Linked DNA regions of Homo sapiens: region 1 is linked to region 2. Evidence: chromatin loops called from intact Hi-C (ENCODE). Cell type or tissue: right lobe of liver. All regions are shown on one strand. Links, peaks and the distances in the headings refer to the core of each region. The heading gives the core; the rest is flanking DNA.

Region 1 (10,464 bases), core at 1,200-9,199, 200 kb after region 2:
ACGCGGATTCCACGCTAAGAACAACCCAGACAGTGTGTGCACAGCAGAGGGCAGATGGGGACATGCACACCCTGGGAGAGCCTGAGTGGCTGGTGCCCAGCACCGGCCCCGCCTGGAGCATGAGGCTCTTCCACAGAGGGTGGGATGGGGCTCAGGGACAAGGGCGAGGGGCGGGGCGGGGGACGGGACGCAGGTGTTCTGCAGTCAAGGGTGCCAGGTGGGCAGCCGGGGTGGGGTAGGGGTCCCGTCCACAAGGTAGAGGCTGCAGCGTCAGGGGGCTCGTGTCCCTAAGGACAGAACTGCTCTCCTCAGCTCCCGAGGCCGAGGGAGCGCTGACCTGGCCTGGTTCATCACAAGATCACCACAGACAGAGGGGCCCGCGCCGAGAGCGAGGGAAGCAGCTGCCCCCCAGCAGCTCCAGGGGGGCCTGCCCGAGAGCCCACAGGACGACCTGGGCCAGTGCAGGGCAGAACGCCCATGGTAAACCCCCACAACCTGCCAGGTCCACCCTGCACTCCTCAGGACGCCGGGGTCCCCGCACCTGCAGTCCCCACCCACACTCCTCAGGCCAGGCCTGGGCGGGGGCCCTGGCAGGTGGGGTCCTTAACGAACGGGGTGGCCACAGCCCTACCCTCTGAGGGCATCCCGACCTGGGTGTTCCAACCCCCACTCAGCACGGGGCCCTGGGAGGGGCTGGTTGGGCCCAGCTCCACAATCAGCCTGGGAAGGCGCCGCCCTCAGGCCTCAGAGTGGCCACGGGAAGAGCCCGGGGCCTTCAGGGCCGGGACCACAGACCCCGACCCCAGGAGAGACAGGACACATGACTCTGGGGGCAACACACCCACCTACTCTTACCAGGGGAACTACAGACATCCCTGGCCACACAGACACAGCCCATACCCCCCCCACATCCCACAGTCCCTCGTACACCTCAGGTGAGGTGTCAGACCTGTGGCTGCAGGACAGGCGGTGACCTGCAGGCAAGGCACACATGAGGCGCCTCCTGTCCTGTGGGCTTGCTCTGGAGACAGCGGAGGCACCGCCCCCTGGACAAGGCCAGCAGGCAGTCCACGAATCTGAAGGTCCACAGAGCCCCGAGTCCCCGGCCCCTCCCGACCTCTGCCCCAACCTGGGCTTCCTGCCCACCCTCCCTCCTCCCCTCAACAAACCACACATGCGGGCCATGGCCCTGACATAGGAGGGGCCGCCCAGGCCTCAGATGGGCAGAGGTGTGAGGAACAGGCACCTCAGGGCTCTGGGATCCTCACAGGCTCCAGCCAGCCCTGGGGTCCTGGTGGGGGCACCAGCAAGACCGTGAGAGACGTGTCCAGGAAGAGACAGGCACGTGTTCCATGCACATCCGTGAACCAACCTCTCCCACTAACCTAGGTGTGGCCGCCTCACCGAGACCACCCGAAACGTCCGATTCCCCAAACGCTGGCGGGACAAGGACAGCGGTCAGCAGGAGTGGGCTGCCTGGATGTTTGGGAAGCGGGGGGCCGGCCGGTCAAGGGGAGTCCCTGGCATGGCAAGGCCCTTGCATCCCCATGGGGCCTCCTGAGGAACCCGCGATCTGGGGAGACAGGCAGCTGGGCCAAGGTGTCCAGGGAGTCTTCAGAAAAGGTACACCACCCCCGCCCACCCTCTCAGGGAGCACCTTCCCACCCCACACCTGGGCCCCGCCCAGATGCTCCCCCTCCCTCACGGGGCCCCTCACCTGGCCTCTCCCAGCTCTACTTTCCCTTAAGACATGGCTCTACTCCCAGGATCTCACACACGCACACACACACGTGCACAAACATGCACACGCTTGCCGCTCTGAGCTCAACCTGGGCCTGGCTGTGTGGGGCCGGTTCACCGCTGCATGCCGGACCCAGGACAGTGCTGGGCCCAGGATAGGCGGCTGCAAAGCGAGTGGGCAAATGAAGAGCGAGGGGTCGCTGAAAGGCAAACCACTCCCCGGGGATAGGGCCAGCGCCAGGGGCAGCTGCTGGTGACCACGGAGGAAGCCCACGGCTGCCCGAACCCCGGCCCCAGCAGGATCTACACAGCCAGCTCCAGGGGACTCAAGGGGCGAGCACATGCTAGACCGTGGTTGATGTGCGTGCCCACACATATGCCGGTATCTATCTGCGTACGTGCCCATGACTGACATCAATGTGTGTCCATGTGAGGTCATGTGTATGGTGTGATATCCATGTGTGGTGCCCATGTGTGCCATGTGATACCCGTGTGTGTGTGCTGTGACATCTGTATGTCCCCGTGCGGCCCATGTGTGTGCTGCGATGTCCATGTGTGATGTCTGTGTGGGGTCCACGTGTGTGCTGTGATGTCCGTGTGATGTCTATGCAGGCCTGTGTGAGACCCATGTGTGCTGTGTGAGGCTGTGTGTACTGTGACATCTGTGTGTTATCTGTGCGTGCCCATGAGGCCTGTGTGTGCTGTGATGTCCGTGTGTGATGTCTGTGAGGCCCACGTGTGCTGTGGCGTGTGACATCCGTGCAGGCCCGTGAGGCCCACGTGTGTGCTGTGACATCCGTGTGTGATGTCTGTGTGTGCCACGATGTCTTGTGTGAGGCCTGTATGTGTGCTGTGGTGTTGTGTGTGACATCTGTGCAGGCCCTGTGTGCTGTGACGTCCGTGCAGGCCAGTGTGAGACCCATGGGTGTGTTGTGATATCTGTGTGAGGCTGTGTGCTGTGACATCTGTGTTATCTGTGTGTGCCCGTGAGGTCCACGTCTGTGCTGTGATGTCCATGTGTGATTTCTGTGTGCGCCCGTGAGGTCATGTATACTGTGATGTCTGTGAGGCCCACATGTGTGCTGTGGCATCTATGACATCCGTGCAGGCCAGTATGTGTACTGTGACATCGGTGTGTGATGTCTGTGTGTGCCATGATGTCTGTGTGAGGCCCACATGTGTGCTCTGATTTCTGTGTGAGGCTGTGTACTGTGACATCCGTGTGTTATCTATGTGCCCATGAAGCCCATGTGAGTGCTGTGACGTCCGTGTGTGTTATCTGCATGTGCCCATGAGACCCACGTGCTGTGATGTCTGTGTGAGGCTGTGTGTGCTGTGGCATCCGTGTACGTTATCTGTGTGTGCCTGTGTGAGACCCACGTGTGCTGTGACGTCCGTGCACGTAGGGCACACGCCTGGGACTCCCGGGCCCTGGTGCCTGTGCGCACTCAGTCCTGTCCTGGGTTGGGACCGACACCTGCAGCAGCCCCACCCCGCCCCGGGCCTCTCCTCCTGGGCACAGCTGAAGAGCGGCAGCGCCAGACACAGGGAGGGACACAGGCGTGGAGCTGCGGCCGACGCACCAAGTCCGATGATGCCCAAGGTCTCCCCGCGGATCCTGGCAGCGCCGGACGCCACCTCGCGGATCTGCTCGACGCTCTGGACTCGTGTGCCCTCCCGCAGCGCCTGGTGCAGCCAGGTGGCCCGCCGGTACAGGTTCAGGATGTGGCACAGCGTCGAGTCGGCCGTCTCCTCCACAGACGCCGCGGGCACGTTGCAGACGGCAATGCCTGTGGGGACAAGGACACGGCGGTCACCCCCGGGCCGGGCCCAGCCTCCGGGAGGACACCGGGGCCGCCGTGACTGGAGCGGGTTTGAAGCTTCCCAAGGAAGAAGCCAAAGGCCGTGTCCCCAAGGCCACCCCGGGAGGCCACGAGATGAACACGTTGCTCACAGGTCGGGCGCAACAGAGCAACTCCAGGAGCCCCACCTCCACTTTAGGTTCACGTGGCAGCACACACACGGCAACTGCTCGGTGTGTGGTAGGGCTGGGGTGTGAGACGCTGCCCTGACCCCTCCCGACTCAGCGCTGGCAGCCCAGGAAGAGACAAGCACGTGTCTCCCCGCGTCACCTCGCCACCCCGATTCCTCTCGGGGGTACCCTGCTGGGAGGCTGTGGCCAGGTCAGAATCTGGGTGCCGGCCCCGCCTGCACACCCCTACGTGGACATCCGCACATGTCCTCAGGCCTCCCCCAGGCCCAGCCGGGCCCCGAAGCCCCTTCCGCCCTCCATGCCCCACCCCTGCAGTCGGTAACACTGAAGCTGGAGCCATTCCTGGAAAGCAAGTCCATCCCATTTCTCCCGAGTGGCCAGGCACGCCCATGTGTGACCCCTACTCCCCGCTCCCGGCCTTGTCCCCAGAGACAGGCCCTTCCCCAGCCAGTGCCCCTCCCTGAGCCTATTTACCCTCATCCCTGGCTTGTCCCTGGCCAGGGCCGCCCCTGCACGGCACTTCCCACCCCATCCGGATGATTGCATTCCTGTGTCCGACTGGCCATCCGTCTCCCTGGGGAGGAGGAGGGGGCAGGAGGCCAGGACAGGGCTGCATTCATAGGCCCGGAAGCTGGACAGGACCGTGTGGTTCCGCAAGGGGTCCCGGGGGCCGGGAGAGGGCCTGATGTGGGGCGGCGCAGGCAGGGGCTGCATAGCCCCTAGACACAACTCACTTGGACGTAAAAATGTTAAACAAGGGAGACTGAGGGAGAGCCAAGCCAGGCGCCACACGAGATTGGAACAAAGACCTCCTGAGGGTGGGCCAGATCCCAGGGGTGCCCCAGACCATCCCTGGCTGAAGAACAGAGCCCAGGCCTGGGAAACTCCACGGGTAACAGAGATGGTAAACAGCAGGGACCCCTCAAAAAGCACCAGGCATGCACCCGACACCACACACCCAGGCCTGCACCCGACACCGCAGCCGGCCCTTCCTGGGACGCCACCACAGAGACAAAGGCGGGAGGAGGCTGGCACACAGGTTTGGCCCATGGGCGCCGGCGGAAGCAGCTGAAGCCAGTGCAGGAGACCCCCAGATGGAGGCATGGCTTCCGACACCACCTGCGTCCCCCGCAGGAACACAGACGGTTCCAACTTTGCAATGCCATAAACTGTATCCTAGGAAAAGGGAAGCAAAACCGTGAGGCGCTGGCCAACTGTGGGCAAGGGCAGGGTACAACCTCGCCTGTTACCAGCATCGAGAGGAGGAGAAAAAACAGACCGAGCCTGGCAGAAAACAGAAAGTGCGCTCCAAGCAGGACGGCCAAGCACCGCCCCAAGTTTGTTCTAATGAGTGTCTGTACATGGATGCAGACACATGTGCATGTTCCATGTGCGTGTAGGTGCACGGGTGCAGACGTGCGTGTTCCATGAGTGTTCCATATGCTGAGTGCACAAGCAGAGGTGCATGTGTTCTGTGTGATGAGCATGTGATCCATGTGCTGAGTGCGTGTGCACAGGTGCAGATGAGTGTGCGTGATCCGTGTGCTGAGTGCATGTGCACGGGTGCAGATGAGTGTGTGTGTTCCATGTGCTGAGTGCACATGCACGGCTGCAGATGTGCGTGTTCTGTGTGTGTTCTGTGTGCTGAGTGTGCGTGATCCGTGTGCTGAGTGCGTGTGCACGGGTGCAGATGAGTGTGCAGGATCCGTGTGCTGAGTGCATGTGCACGGGTGCAGATGAGTGTGCGTGTTCCATGTGCTGAGTGCACATGCATGGCTGCAGATGTGCGTGTTCTGTGTGCTGAGTGTGCGTGATCCGTGTGCTGAGTGCATGTGCACGGGTGCAGATGAGTGTGCAAGATCCGTGTGCTAACTGCATGTGCATGGGTGCAGATGAGTGTGCGTGTTCCATGTGCTGAGTGCACATGCACGGATGCAGATGTGCGTGTTCCGTGTGTGTTCTGTGTGCTGAGTGTGCGTGATCCATGTGCTGAGTGCACAGGTGCAGACGTGTGTGTTCTGTGTGCTGAGTGCACACGTACTGGGTTGCAACACGCTGCTGTTCCCGCTGTGTCTCGGGACAGAGACCTATGAGCCCTATTACAGCCATACACTGACGGCCCTGCCCTCACCCCCAGGGTCCCAGTACCCAAGCAAGGGGCACCAGCCAGACATGCATGCAGACCTGTGTGAAGCCACAGCTGGATTTCCTGCTGCCCAAAAGAGAGGAAGTGCCCTGAGATGAGGCTCTGTGAGGAACTGAATGGCTGCAACCTCATGCCGGCCCCAGACGGGACCACGAACCACCGCCAGCCACACCAGGCAATGTGCAACGGGGTCCTCAGTGTGGCAGTGAAGCCTCCATGGACGAAGCAAGACGGGACGGAGCTTGCATGAATGGGCACAGGAGAGAACTCGGAGCCGGCCTACCTAAATCCCCGGCCGACTTGATGTCGATGTTGTCAAAACCACTGCCAATCCGGACGATGATGCGGAGGGCTTTGAACTTCTCCAGGTCCTCCCTGGTGAGAGTGATGGTGTGGTACATCAGGGCCCCCACAGCCTCGTTCAGGACCTGCAGCGAGAAAGCACACAGGCTCAGCCCGGAACCTGAAGACCCTCGGGCTTGGCCTTCGGGGGTGGGGCTGCCCCGGCTGGGAAATTAGCCTGTGGCCCTCAGGCTTGTTCCCCAAGCACCAGCCCGGACACTGGGAGAGGCTACATGAAGGCTTCCCCGCCACGCGCGGCCCCTCAACCTCTGCCCAGGCGTCCTGAGTCCCAGCAATTCCCACCGCAGCCTCCTCAGCCGCATGTAGGCTGCAGGCCGGCACTGGTCAGAGTTGCCCGCTCCCCACTGTGGTGGCTGAGATGTCTCCTTTTGAGCGTGCGCCCCACCGAGACTCTGCTCAGCCTTGTGGAAGAAACGGGGTCCCGCCTGGCGAGGACACAGGAGGGGGGGTGCGGCCACACCCAGGAAGGACACTGAGCAGGTGCAGCTGGGTGGGGTGGCCAGGGAACCTGAGACCTGCAGGCCCGGGGATGCAGGTAGAAAGTGGTAAGTCCCCGCGGCACACAAGCACGTCGGCGGAGGCAGGCAGACGCCACCCAGCCGTAAGGATACATCCACAGGAGCATGCACTGCCCCCGTGTCGCCCAAGAACCTGCCCAGAAATGCTGCCCCTGGCTGGCGAGGCTTGGGTCTGAGCAGTGTTCACAACAGTCACGTTTTTAATTTCAGTGTCCATGACAACTCTTAGACCGGAACAGCTCCCGCGAACAAAGACCTGGCACACAGCACAGCAGCCCAACCCTGGCGCCTCCACTCAGCCAGTACATGGCATCGCTGTGGTCACGGCCAACCCCACCCTGCCAAGGGCTCCCAGTTACCCCCAGCCCAGGGAGGGCAGGGGCAGTGTGGGGTGCAGAGGCACACAGGTGGAGGAAGTGCCCTAGGCCGAAGAACCAGGTGCAGCACTGGGCACAGGGTGGGGATGTGTGTGCACCACCTGCGCATCCACCCACACCCAAACACATCCACCCGCACACGTCCATCCCACACTCCCGTGCATGACAACGCCCACCCACGGGTGCAGAGATGCTCTGTGCGAACAGCCGTGGCTGAGGACACCAGGACATGCAGGCCTCGTCCACATGGGCATGTCCGAGTCCCCGGAGACACCAGTGAGCCTCCCATGTGGACATGACTCCCACCCACCACCTGTCCAGCGGGGCCCCAGGTACTCCTGACGGATCAATGGCGCAGGCTCAGCACAGAGGTTGCCGGGGCCTAGGTGGCGTCTTTCCCTCCCTTCCTGCCGAGCATGGAGCCTGTGGATCCCGGGCGGCAGTGCCTGGGTTGCTGGACCGCAGGGCGTCCTGTGGGAGCTGACCCTGCCTGGGTCCTGGGCAGAGCAGCTGGTGTTGGGCAGGCATACGTGGGCAGGGTGAGGGCAGCCCCCAGGAAGACGCTCACCACCCAGCTGCAACCCCTTCTCCTACAGTGCCCGGACCTCCAGCTTAGCCAGAACAGATGATTCCCTTTGAGGCTGGCACAGCCTCCCTTCCCTCCTGCCCACCGCAGGGGACCTAGAGGAGAGGACCATGGAGGACCACACAGACCAGGGCCACAGCAGAGGCTGGGCAGCAGGGGAGGGGAGCCCTGGGCTAGCCTGGGCATTCTCCAGGAAGAAGGGAAGGTTGGAGCACCTCGGCTGCAGGAGGCAGGGAGGCATCTACCCGGACCACAGAGGAACAGGTGTGTGTAACACTCATCAGTTCATGGACAGGGCTGATGGCTGCCCCGGGCCTCCTGGGAGGGCTTTGAGGCTGCATGCATGCAGACCCCTGGTGCACCAGACGCAGTGTGGACGGGGTGACCCCTGGTGCACCAGATGCAGTGTGGACGGGGTGAACCCTGGTGTACCACACTTGACCAGACGTAGTGTGGACGGGGTGAGGCCACAAGGACAGCATGGGCAGGCAGAGGCCAGCAGTGGGCGACTGGTGCACAGCTGTGGTGGAGGCGAGCGGTGCGGCCAGGAAGACCCCTGCGCTGCGTGGACTGGAGATGGGCGCCCACACACCAAGGAGGTGCTTCGGGCAGCCTGGCAAAGCAGCCGCAGCTAAGAGAGAGTCACCTGCAGATGAAGCTTCGTCGGCACCCACTGTGGGCAGGAGGGGCTGCGCATGCGAGCGGTGGGCAGAGGCGCAGTGGGAGATGGGCCCTGGGGTCAGGGACAGGCCTGGTGCCAGACGTGAGCCCGGGGGGCTGGCCTGGGCAGCTGGATGTGCAGGGGCCACTTCCACAGTGTGTGTGCAGAGGCTCGGCATGGACAGGCTGGACAGACCCACACCACACAGGCTTGTGTGTACGCAGGCAACAGCCTGCTTTCACCCGGAGCACTGGCCACGGGCCTCGAAAAGTCGATTCTGAACCGCGGCACGTCACCTCCCGCACATTCGGAGGAGACAGCGATCAGATTCACGTGAATATGACGAATATTCATCCGCGCAGCCTTAAGGTTGCTTCCTGCATCGGCTCTTCCGTGATGAAAATCTATCTCATCTAGGTAAGCTCGGAGAAGCCGAAGCGTGCGCCGGCCAAGGGCCCTCCTTTGGGCTCCGGGCGCGCCCACCCAGCTGAGCTGTGAAGCGCAAGCTGCCTCCCCGACGAGGCTTTCATCACTTGCCTGTGCACGATTCTTAATACACTTTTTTCAGGTCCTTGCCCTTTTCCCTACTGAATACAGGTTTAACAACATAGTATTAGGTGAAAGCATTCTCACTACAGGAATCTGAACATGGCTGGGGCACCCCATGCCCCGACCTCCACCACGTACCAGGTTGGCCTGTGCTCAGCTGCAGGGCCACAGCTGCTAGCATGTGCGCTTTACCACGTGGCGGCCACGTCATCCACAGGTCCACAGGCCAGGGTGCCACAGCGGCTCAGCCTCAGGGTCTACCTTCCTTTCCCCCTCGTGGCTGCCACGTGGCTGCTCCACCCCGCCTGTTGCATTGGTCTCCCACGGAGAAAGTCTGCAGGAGGTGGGTGCAGCCAGGTGTGTCCCTTTAGATCGGGGCCCAGCAGCCTCCCAGAAACCACCTCAAGCCAACACCCACTGATGTGTCCCCTCCACCGCCAGGGGCTCAGCCCCACTCTGCTCAGTGCCCTCAACTCCAGTGCTCAGAGCAGGCTGGGGAAAGCTGGGTGCCCAGGAAGCTCGGCTGCCACCGGGCTGGAAACAGACCCCAGGACGCTCCTGGTGGCAGCTGGCTCTTGGGGGTCAGGAAGGGGCCCGCCAAGCCCACCTCCTGCCATGCAGTTCTGCCACCTGCTTCTGTGCTCAGGACTCGACGTCGCACTTACCTTTCCAGACCTCGTGCACAGGGGTGGCTTACTCTGTGAAACTGCTGCTCACATCAGGTCACCATCAGGGCAGATGTTTCTCTACGACACGCAGCCACATGCAGGCCCAGGGTGGGGCTGGGCTGAAGACCGCAGGTTTCAGATTTCCAGAGAAACTGCCAAAGCACCATCGAGACCGGCACGGCCGTTTCTATCCCACATGAAGGGCCAGGCCCAGGCTCCCTCAGCACGGCTGGTGCAGGGCTCAGCGCAGGCCAGGCCAGGGGTTACCGGCGGTGCCTGCTGCACCTGTGAGAACCCAGGAGGCGCACCCCGGTTCTCATACACCGCTCTGTCTGTACCAAACGCCACCGCCCTCATCCATTTTCTGTCGGGATTTTTCTGTTTCTACTGATTGGGAGGAGTCTTTGAATATATAAACTTTTTCATTTACTTATTTTACAGACAGGACCTCGCTGGACTGCAGTGGTGTAATCATGACTCGCTGCAGCCTTGACCTCCTAGGCTGAAGCGATCCTCTGGCCTTGGCCTCTGGATACGCTGGGATGACAGGCACAGCCCCTGCACCAGCTCTGAGTGTTATCAGACATTCACCCTTAGGCTGGCACACAAATTGAAAATACCCAACCCCTACCTCTCCCGTTTTTATTTTTTAAATTTATTTTGCTATGTCATTCTTTCTTTTTTTCCTTTTTGAGACAGAGTCTTGCTCTGTTGCCCAGGCTGGAGTGCAGTGACACGATCTTGGCTCACTGCAACCTCTGCCTCTTAGGGTCAAGAGGTTCTCCTGCCTCAGCCTCCTGAGTATCTTGGACTACAGGCGCGCACCACCACGCGTGGCTAATTTCTATATTTTTAGTAGAGAC
Region 2 (10,464 bases), core at 1,378-9,377:
CAGACTCTCATCCACACATTGCACAGGCTCAGGCAGCCCGCCGTGCTCGGTTGCTTGTGGATAGCTGTGGGGTCGCTGGCCCATGCCCAGGCCCGGCTGGGCCCTGGGCTGATGGTTGGGTGGGAATTAGGTGAGGGGCCTGGGGCCTCTTTGGGACCCACCAGGCCCCCCATCCCCCTACTGCCCTTGTCCTTGGGGGGCCACTGTCCCCTCTGACCTCGGGTGTACGGCTGCTTCCTGTATGACCAGAAGGAGACTCTGCCCTTTTGGTTGGTGGTTTTCGAGAGTTACCAAGCGCAGCTGTTTTGCATCCTCTGGGGACCCTGCTCCCTTCTCGTGTCTCAAAGAGCCAGCCTCTGGGGCCACGGGGCTGCCCCGGCCATGAGAGGCTGCTGACGTGGTGTTTGCTGGGCCAGTGCTCAGGGCTTTGGTGCATGTGGGCAGCTGAGGCCTGGGTCAGGGGCACTGCACCTCGGCCCCTCTGCTCATCTTGGGCAGGTGACCCAGGTGGAGCTCAGGCCCGAGGTCTGTGCTGGGCCGTGGGTCCCCTTTTGACCGCCCCCCCGGCTCCGGACCCCAAGCCCCTCCTCGCTGACTGTTCCTCGGTCCCACCCGCAGGCCCCCCAAAGATGGCGGACAAGGTGGTCCCACGGCAGGTGGCCCGGCTGGGCCGCACTGTGCGGCTGCAGTGCCCAGTGGAGGGGGACCCGCCGCCGCTGACCATGTGGACCAAGGATGGCCGCACCATCCACAGCGGCTGGAGCCGCTTCCGCGTGCTGCCGCAGGGGCTGAAGGTGAAGCAGGTGGAGCGGGAGGATGCCGGCGTGTACGTGTGCAAGGCCACCAACGGCTTCGGCAGCCTGAGCGTCAACTACACCCTCGTCGTGCTGGGTTAGTCGCTGCTGCGGTCAGAGGTCATGGGCTGGGTTGGAGCCAGGCAGGGGTGTGCAGGAGGGCGGACGGGGACACACCTGGGGCCCGAGAGTCAGCCAGCCCCCGGCAGAAAGCCTTCCTTCGGTGCCCTGCCCCACCTCAGCTGGCTGCACCTCTGCCACCATCCCCCAGGTATCCTGTCCCGTTCCTGTCCCCGTCAGGCTCCAGCCTCGGAGCCTTCCTCCCAGCGGAGGGCGGAGGGTGGAGGGCGGGAGCCGAAGGCAGTGGTCCCACAGAAGGGCTGGGGCCCGAGGCCTTGGCAGGGTGTGCCGGCCGTCGGCTGTGACTTTGAGGCTCGGGTTTCGGAGTTCAGAGGAGCCGCCGGGATGCGTGGCCTTTCTGTTCTCTTCTGCGCCTGGGGCCCGGGCGCTGGGCTTGGACAGGTGTCCAGAGAGACACGCCCTCCATACCTAGGGACCCGGCACCCCGCCTGCTCCGCTGGGCTCCTGGGTGTGGGGCCCTCGGGTGGAGCTCCTGGGAGCTGGGCTGGCCCGTTTCTTTTTTTTTTTTAATTCTACTTTAAGTTTTAGGGTACATGTGCCCGTTTTCTGAATACAGGAGCCTGGCCCAGGCCCCAGCAGGGTCTGGGGGTGCGGCCTGAGACAGCCTGGTCCTGGGCTCAGTGAAGGAGCGGCTGTCACAGGGTGGATGGAGGGGACATTCCACAGCACGCCCTGCCCCTCGGCATTGTGTGGAATGGGAAAACTGGCTGTCCCCCACCCCCACCCCACAGTCCTTTCAAAGGGGACGATGACCGGGTGGTATGAGAGTCTCGTCTGTTCACCAGCCCTCGGCCCCTTGATGTAGGCTAGGGTTACTGCAGCTGCTGGCCGGGCCCGGCTCCCTCCTCCCCCGGGGCCTGCAGACCCCCCGGAGCCAGAATGGGGGCCGGCCCTCCAGCCCCACCCGTGCCCATCAGGGTCACCTGCGCCCAGTGTGGGCCAGCGGCCCTTGCCCAGCTGTCCCTGGGATTCTGGGCTGTGGGTGTGTGGCGCAGCCCCCTGCCTGGGTGTCCAGGGCTGTCCCGGCTGGGGCTGGGGGAGCTAGAGGCCACGGGGGAGTTGGGGGAGCTCCTCAGGGCCCCCCTCACCTGCCCTCCCTGTGCACCTCCGTCTCTCTGCAGATGACATTAGCCCAGGGAAGGAGAGCCTGGGGCCCGACAGCTCCTCTGGGGGTCAAGAGGACCCCGCCAGCCAGCAGTGGGGTGAGCAGGGGGTGACGGGGGTGGGGGGCGTCCGTCTGTCCCGGCCCCTTGGCTGCATCCCCGTCCTCTGACCTCCACGCCACCCCACCCCGCAGCACGACCGCGCTTCACACAGCCCTCCAAGATGAGGCGCCGGGTGATCGCACGGCCCGTGGGTAGCTCCGTGCGGCTCAAGTGCGTGGCCAGCGGGCACCCTCGGCCCGACATCACGTGGATGAAGGACGACCAGGCCTTGACGCGCCCAGAGGCCGCTGAGCCCAGGAAGAAGAAGTGGACACTGAGCCTGAAGAACCTGCGGCCGGAGGACAGCGGCAAATACACCTGCCGCGTGTCGAACCGCGCGGGCGCCATCAACGCCACCTACAAGGTGGATGTGATCCGTGAGTGTGGCCCCGGGCGCTGGCGGGCGGGGGGTGCTGGTGGGCGGGGGCGCTGGCGGGCGGGGGTGCTGGTGGGCGGGGGCGCTGGTGGGCGGGGGCACTGGCAGGGCTTGGGGGTGGTGGGCTGGGGGTGCTGGTGGGCCCAGGGTGCTGGCGGGGTAGAGTCCGGCGCGGCCCAGGAGCCATGCCCGCGTGCCACGTTCCCACAGAGCGGACCCGTTCCAAGCCCGTGCTCACAGGCACGCACCCCGTGAACACGACGGTGGACTTCGGGGGGACCACGTCCTTCCAGTGCAAGGTGCGCAGCGACGTGAAGCCGGTGATCCAGTGGCTGAAGCGCGTGGAGTACGGCGCCGAGGGCCGCCACAACTCCACCATCGATGTGGGCGGCCAGAAGTTTGTGGTGCTGCCCACGGGTGACGTGTGGTCGCGGCCCGACGGCTCCTACCTCAATAAGCTGCTCATCACCCGTGCCCGCCAGGACGATGCGGGCATGTACATCTGCCTTGGCGCCAACACCATGGGCTACAGCTTCCGCAGCGCCTTCCTCACCGTGCTGCCAGGTGCGCGGCTGCCACGCCACGCCACACCATGCTGGTGCCCGGACCCGCCCCCTGGGCCCGGCGTCCCACCCACCGGGTGGGGCCCCACCCTTCCCTCCCGGGCCGTGCTGGCCAGGTCATCTGCCGAGGGAGGGCAGCCCAGGGGCACCGTCTCCACAGCCCCTGGGATGGGTCTGGGGTGCTCTCCTGGTCTTTGTGTCGGCGTTCCCCTCCCTACCTCCTTTCCTCTCGCTCTTGCAGACCCAAAACCGCCAGGGCCACCTGTGGCCTCCTCGTCCTCGGCCACTAGCCTGCCGTGGCCCGTGGTCATCGGCATCCCAGCCGGCGCTGTCTTCATCCTGGGCACCCTGCTCCTGTGGCTTTGCCAGGCCCAGAAGAAGCCGTGCACCCCCGCGCCTGCCCCTCCCCTGCCTGGGCACCGCCCGCCGGGGACGGCCCGCGACCGCAGCGGAGACAAGGACCTTCCCTCGTTGGCCGCCCTCAGCGCTGGCCCTGGTGTGGGGCTGTGTGAGGAGCATGGGTCTCCGGCAGCCCCCCAGCACTTACTGGGCCCAGGCCCAGTTGCTGGCCCTAAGTTGTACCCCAAACTCTACACAGACATCCACACACACACACACACACACTCTCACACACACTCACACGTGGAGGGCAAGGTCCACCAGCACATCCACTATCAGTGCTAGACGGCACCGTATCTGCAGTGGGCACGGGGGGGCCGGCCAGACAGGCAGACTGGGAGGATGGAGGACGGAGCTGCAGACGAAGGCAGGGGACCCATGGCGAGGAGGAATGGCCAGCACCCCAGGCAGTCTGTGTGTGAGGCATAGCCCCTGGACACACACACACAGACACACACACTGCCTGGATGCATGTATGCACACACATGCGCGCACACGTGCTCCCTGAAGGCACACGTACGCACACACGCACATGCACAGATATGCCGCCTGGGCACACAGATAAGCTGCCCAAATGCACGCACACGCACAGAGACATGCCAGAACATACAAGGACATGCTGCCTGAACATACACACGCACACCCATGCGCAGATGTGCTGCCTGGACACACACACACACACGGATATGCTGTCTGGACGCACACACGTGCAGATATGGTATCCGGACACACACGTGCACAGATATGCTGCCTGGACACACAGATAATGCTGCCTTGACACACACATGCACGGATATTGCCTGGACACACACACACACACGTGTGCACAGATATGCTGTCTGGACACGCACACACATGCAGATATGCTGCCTGGACACACACTTCCAGACACACGTGCACAGGCGCAGATATGCTGCCTGGACACACGCAGATATGCTGTCTAGTCACACACACACGCAGACATGCTGTCCGGACACACACACGCATGCACAGATATGCTGTCCGGACACACACACGCACGCAGATATGCTGCCTGGACACACACACAGATAATGCTGCCTCAACACTCACACACGTGCAGATATTGCCTGGACACACACATGTGCACAGATATGCTGTCTGGACATGCACACACGTGCAGATATGCTGTCCGGATACACACGCACGCACACATGCAGATATGCTGCCTGGGCACACACTTCCGGACACACATGCACACACAGGTGCAGATATGCTGCCTGGACACACGCAGACTGACGTGCTTTTGGGAGGGTGTGCCGTGAAGCCTGCAGTACGTGTGCCGTGAGGCTCATAGTTGATGAGGGACTTTCCCTGCTCCACCGTCACTCCCCCAACTCTGCCCGCCTCTGTCCCCGCCTCAGTCCCCGCCTCCATCCCCGCCTCTGTCCCCTGGCCTTGGCGGCTATTTTTGCCACCTGCCTTGGGTGCCCAGGAGTCCCCTACTGCTGTGGGCTGGGGTTGGGGGCACAGCAGCCCCAAGCCTGAGAGGCTGGAGCCCATGGCTAGTGGCTCATCCCCACTGCATTCTCCCCCTGACACAGAGAAGGGGCCTTGGTATTTATATTTAAGAAATGAAGATAATATTAATAATGATGGAAGGAAGACTGGGTTGCAGGGACTGTGGTCTCTCCTGGGGCCCGGGACCCGCCTGGTCTTTCAGCCATGCTGATGACCACACCCCGTCCAGGCCAGACACCACCCCCCACCCCACTGTCGTGGTGGCCCCAGATCTCTGTAATTTTATGTAGAGTTTGAGCTGAAGCCCCGTATATTTAATTTATTTTGTTAAACATGAAAGTGCATCCTTTCCCTCCAGGCTGGTGTTTCTGCCCATGTCTACATGCACGTGTGCATGCTCGTGTGTGCTCACATTTGTGCCTGTGTGTCAGGCCTGGTCTCCAGAACCAGCAGCCTAACCCTCTTGGAGTCCCCTCGCTGGGCCAGAGCCACAGGGGCTGAGAACTGCACCTCCCGGCGGGAGAGTTTGGGTATACTGGGCTTCGGTGGTGTTGGGCGTGAGCACTGCCCACATGCCTGGCCAGGCCTGCGTCCTGCACCCCTGTCCCAGCGGCGCCCTCTCTGTGTCCTGGGGCTGGCACCTATGGCCCTCAGTGCAGGGCCTGGCCACTCCCCAGCCCCTCCTCAGGCTTTGGTGGGTGGCCCTACAGGAGGCAGCAGACTGGCCTCAGAGCTGGGGATGGGGCCAGGCTCAGGTCACCTCTGACCTCAGGGCTCCGTCCGAGTGCCCTCCCAGCCACCCTGCGGTGCTGCGACGGTGGCCGACCCCATCTTACCCGGTCAGCAGGAGGGGTGGGGCTGCCAGCTCCACCCGGGGCCCTTGCCTGCCGGGGGTTCCGTTAGCCTCGTAAGAAAAGGCACCGGGGCCCCTCGTGCATTCAGCAAAGCGTGAGGCCCACTGCGTCCCCGGAGCCTGGTCCTGCTGGCGTGCAGCGCGCTTCCTGACCCGCTCTGGTTCTGAGAGCTTTTCCCTGGAGGAAGCTCACCCTGCCTGGCTTCAAAGACGACAGGTGGGCTCTGGGGAGAGGTGTCAGGGACCTCTCCCCAACTGGAGCTTCTGGGGACCCCATGGCTTTCAAGATGTCCCCTTTTTGTTCTCTGTCCTCCCCAGGGTAGACCCTACTTCTCTCCCCTGAGGAAGTCCTGACTCCTTGGACGGTGACAGCTTCAGGCATGGCCCTGGTAAGGGCTGCGTGTGGCTGATGGGTGCTGTGGGAGGCCTGGCCACCCTGACTGGGGGACAGTGGGGGCTCCACGCGGCCCACAGCTGGCAGCCAAACAGATGTTCCCCAGACAGGACAGGCTGCAGGCCGACGCCTGGTCGGGTTTCAGTCTGGAGTAGGGGAGGGTGGAAGGGAGACCTCAGGCGTCTGGCCACCTTGGGCAGCAGGGAGGCCTCAGGCAGCGGGTCATGGGGTTGCAGAGGACAGGCTGCCCCTCCCCAGGGAGTGGGCGGAGGGATGGGCAGTCCGAGAGGGCTGTCCCCTAGAGCCTCTGAAGGAGACACTGGGACCGCAGACCCCACGCCTGCACCCTGCCTGCTGTGAGGTCCAGGCCCCCACTCAGGGCCACCCTTGACTTGTGGTCCAGCCCATCTTGCGCCTGCCCACAGGAGGTGCTGACTAGTGCTGTGTGGTCCTCAACGGACAGGTCTGGCACAGCCTAGCCTCTGGGTCTTGGGCTCTGGACTTTGTCATGCTGTGGCCACGTTGGATGCCAGGCTGGGCAGGGGGACCCCAAGGAGTCAGGACAGACCCATCTCCTGCCTATGGGGCCCCAGCCACCCCCGGGCCAATAGCCTGGAGCTCAGACCCCTCAGTCCTTCCCTAGCCTTCCTCAGGGGCTGCCTGGAGCCCCTGCTTTCTCCCCTGCGACTTCCAGACCCTTCCCCCTTGGCCGTCCAGTCCCGAGAGCCTTGCTCCCGCCCCCACGCCCCTCTGTTCGGCGGTCTCCAGCCTGAGCCTGCCGGGGCCCTGCCCTGTGGACGCCTGGCCTGTGTTCCTGGCTGTCTCTTGCCTGGCCCTGCCCCGTGGACTCCTGTCCCCGTGGCTCCTGTCCCCCCACCAGCCACACGGCCATCCCGATGCCGTTTCCCGCATCTCCGTCACGGCAGCACGCGTCTGTGCCCTGCGCCGGCTCCCTCGTCACATCTGCACGTCCACACTCCCAAGAACAAAATTGCGTTCCCCTCCCCTCCACGTGCAGGAGGCCTGGGAGCACAGAGGCCCCGTGTGCTTCGAGGACTTGAGGCAGGAGGCGGGCAGAGGCGCCCAGGGCGTGAGTGTGGCCAGCAGGACAGAGGGCAGGACTGCGCTTCTGACAGTGGTCTGCTCCGGCCAAGCACCTGAAAGATGGGGAGCCCTTCACCCCAGGCTCACTGGCCAGGAGGCTCGAAGGGCCGGGTGGGGCTTGTGGGAGGTGGGGGTGCCGCTCTGTGGGCCCCGTCTCACCTGTCCTGCCCGGGTCACCTGCACACCATTGCACCATGGGGGCTCCAGGCCCAGGAAGAGACCGACACACACGCGTCGGGAGGCTCCTTGGGGGCCAGCGGGCTTCTGGGCAATGCCCTTGCAGGGGTGGGGCTGGGGCATGGAATCTGAGGGGCAGGGCGACCGAGGGGGCCCAGGGAGAAGGGAGGAGCCCAGAGTGGCAGCCGTCTCCCCAGGGAGGGGCTGCACCTGGGGCTTCCTGGCTCTTCCACTGTCACCCTTCACGTGGGCAAGACCAGGTCCCATGCCCTTGGCCACCACAGGAAGGTCATGGGGCAGCTCGTGCTGTGGGGACGGGAACAGGGCTGGGCACCCGTCCCTGGCTCTGTCCTGGGCTGCTGGTGGTGTGGGTTGTAGTGGTGGGGGTTGCAGCCCAGGAGTCAACGGAGGGGACCTGGCTGTGTCCTCAGGGCGGCCCCCAGGCCAGGCCCTTTGGGTACGAGATGGTGGTGCCCGGGGGAGGCTCAGCATGGCGGGGCAGGGTGTGGGCACGGGGCCAGGCCCATGGTCCTCCCTGGCCCTGTCCTGGTGGTGATAAGCTGCTTCCCTGTAAAGCCCGGCTAACTTGAAAGTGCTGCCCAGGCTCCAACACCCCCGGGTGTGACCCGCCCCCGCCCGGCCCTCCTGGCTTCAAAGGGGTGCCCATAAGCCGCCTGCAGCTGTCCCGGGGGTGCCTGCGTCTGCTGCCAGGGACAGGGTGGCAGCATGAGGCAGAGATAGGGGATGTGGGCAGCCCCACCCAATGGGCCCGTGGGTCAGAGGACCTGGCCAGAGATCACAGCCTTGTCCCAGGCCGAGGCTGGGGGCTGGGGGACCGGGTCAGGAACGTGGGACGAGGAGCACAGATGGGGCCCAAGCCAGGAAGAGGGGTGCAGGCCAGGAAGAGGGGTCCAGGCTGTGTGCTCGGGGTGCACGATGGGACTCCCCGCACAGCAGAGATCCGGCCCTGGGACACAAGGCTCCAGGACGCAGGGACCAGCCAAGCCTCCCTGGGGCACTGTGTGGGCCCCGGACCTGCTGTGGGGCTGGGGTTTGCCAGGGGTCCCCCAGGATTTGAACATGGGAGCACCTCCTGGAGGCAGAGGCAGGGAGGCCACAGGGCCAAGTGTGTGGGGCACTGGGCCCCTCGGGCTGGGCTGGGACAGTCCCCCTCCCATGGCTGGAGCTAGCTTCTGGTAGGAGAAGCTTCCAGATGTCCCGGGGGACAAGAGTGCTGGGTGGAGCCACGCTGGGTGAGGCGGGGCAGGGACGCGGTGGGCGGGGCCTGGTGGTCTCGGGCTCTCTGTGCCCTGTGCTGGCCTCACAGTGTGCCCGGCCCAGGTGGCTGCCTGGGTTGGGGAAGGGGCTCTCCTGGGGGCTGGTGGGGCCTGGCGGGTCCTGGGCCTCAGCCACACAAGACCCAGGCCTGTGTTCCAGGGCTCTGGGTTGCCGATGAATTTTAGGTTTGCATTGCAGTGCCTGAGGAGAGACGCCAGTCCCTGAGAAACACCGGCTCTGCCCAGGGGCCGCACTCGCCACCGTTGGCCTCCTCTGCTCGGCCTGTCTCTCCCTTGCCTCTGCCTTGGGAGGAGTGTGGCCAGCGAGGGGATGCAGGTGGGTCTCCCCGGAAGGCTCCCGCCACTGTGCTGGCAGCTGCATGCTGGGCCTGAGTGGGTGTGGCCAAGGCTGGGGCTCCCTGTGGGCTCTTGAAGCAGAGGCGGCCTTGGCCCCATGGGAGGGTTTCCCATTCCCTTCCGCAGCCTTGGGCAGGAGCCCAGGTGGGTCTAGGGGCTGGGCCCACCTCTGGCCTCGTGACCCAGGCCGGCTTTGACACACGTGGGAGGTGAGGGTGCCACTCTGTGGGTCCCGATCATGCCCGTTCTACACTAGTCACCTGCAAAGCCTGCTGCTCCCCTGTCCCCCAGTCCCCCAGTGCCACCCAGAGAGCCACCCTCGCGCCACACAGGCTGGTCAGGCAGCCTCTTTGTGACCTGTGCCCTGGCTCCACTGGGGCTGTTCCTCCTGGTCAGCCCCTTCCCCAGTCGCCTGGTCACTGCCTGACTGTATGCAGCTCCTCAGCAGTCCTGACCCCATGGGCAGCTCTGTCCTCAAGCACCAGCTCCACCTGCTAGAGCCCAACCAGGGCAGAGAGAGGTCCTCCTAATTCAAGCCCCCCAGGGCACCCCAGCTCTCTTCAATCCTTGCCTGGGCTCCAAGGCCCCCAGACCCAGGTTCCTGGGCTCGAGGGTCTGTGCAGGGGCAGGGGCCACCCACTCAGGCAGTTTGATTCAGTGACTGGGGAGAAGGGGGGCTGGTGGCCGCAGGGTGGGGCTGGGGGCCCCTGGAGCAGCTGCCATGTTCTGAGGCTTCCTTGTCCCCATGGCAGAGTGCTGGGGTGGCCAGGCTTGGCACGCAGCACCCAACACGGTGGAGAGAGTGCTTAACCTGGGGTCAAAAGGTGGCCTCTCTGGCCCCCTCACCCTGAACCTCAGCCTGGGTCACGGCAGGGCCTCTGCCTGGGGGCCGAATTCAGGGGTCCTGCTGGGAGCATGAGTCCTGAGTACAGTGGGGCTGGGGCACTTGGGGGGCTCCTGCAGCCTGAGAGATGGGGACCAGTGGGCGCCCAGGGACATCCAGCCCTGCAGGATGCTGTGACGGACGCCAGGTCCCACCTGTCTCCCCGTGCCGGTGTGTCGACTGCAGCAGGAACTCCCTGGTGTCCAGCAGAAAGACCGGGACTCGGAGGGTGGCCAGAGTGTCATTTTATTCTCTTTAACAGGAGGTCTGGCCACCAGTCCTGGCCTCTGGTGATTTGGCCAGGGCCACAGCCGACAAAAGGGGTGGTGAAGCTCCACTCTCCACAGAGGGACCCAGGGACCCTGAAAAGACCTCAGATGCCCTGAGACCCCTGAGGAAGGCAGGGCCAAGAGAGTGGGCACGGCCGTCCTGGGAGCCCAGGGCCCAGCTGCTAGGATCCCG

Evidence for each region. A loop is a pair of places that touch in the nucleus more often than their neighbours do. Peaks named below come from ENCODE experiments on the same cell type or tissue, not always from the same donor. Only the 100,000 strongest peaks of a DNase experiment are listed, where the experiment ranks them.
Region 1: it touches region 2 in a loop (2.0-fold over the local background); 2 of 110 quality-filtered maps call a loop at or near these places.

Annotation. Positions count from the first base shown.
Region 1 is chr4:1,222,037-1,232,500 of GRCh38, forward strand. It overlaps CTBP1 (C-terminal binding protein 1), which reads right to left. Exons shown (of 10, transcript NM_001012614.2): 4 at 6,163-6,307; 5 at 3,324-3,530. Among named protein-coding and RNA genes, the nearest start is that of CTBP1-AS, 17 kb to the left of the region's middle. In right lobe of liver, for the core only: no CTCF peak of the experiment used is centred there; a DNase peak (open chromatin) is centred at 4,206; H3K27ac peaks cover 1,616 bases.
Region 2 is chr4:1,021,585-1,032,048 of GRCh38, forward strand. FGFRL1 (fibroblast growth factor receptor like 1) reads left to right here. Exons shown (of 7, transcript NM_001004356.3): 3 at 619-891; 4 at 2,057-2,137; 5 at 2,233-2,517; 6 at 2,727-3,080; 7 at 3,321-5,314. The coding sequence ends at 3,763. Among named protein-coding and RNA genes, the nearest start is that of FGFRL1, 15 kb to the left of the region's middle. RefSeq lists enhancers at 4,161-4,662, 4,663-5,162. In right lobe of liver, for the core only: no CTCF peak of the experiment used is centred there; a DNase peak (open chromatin) is centred at 4,831.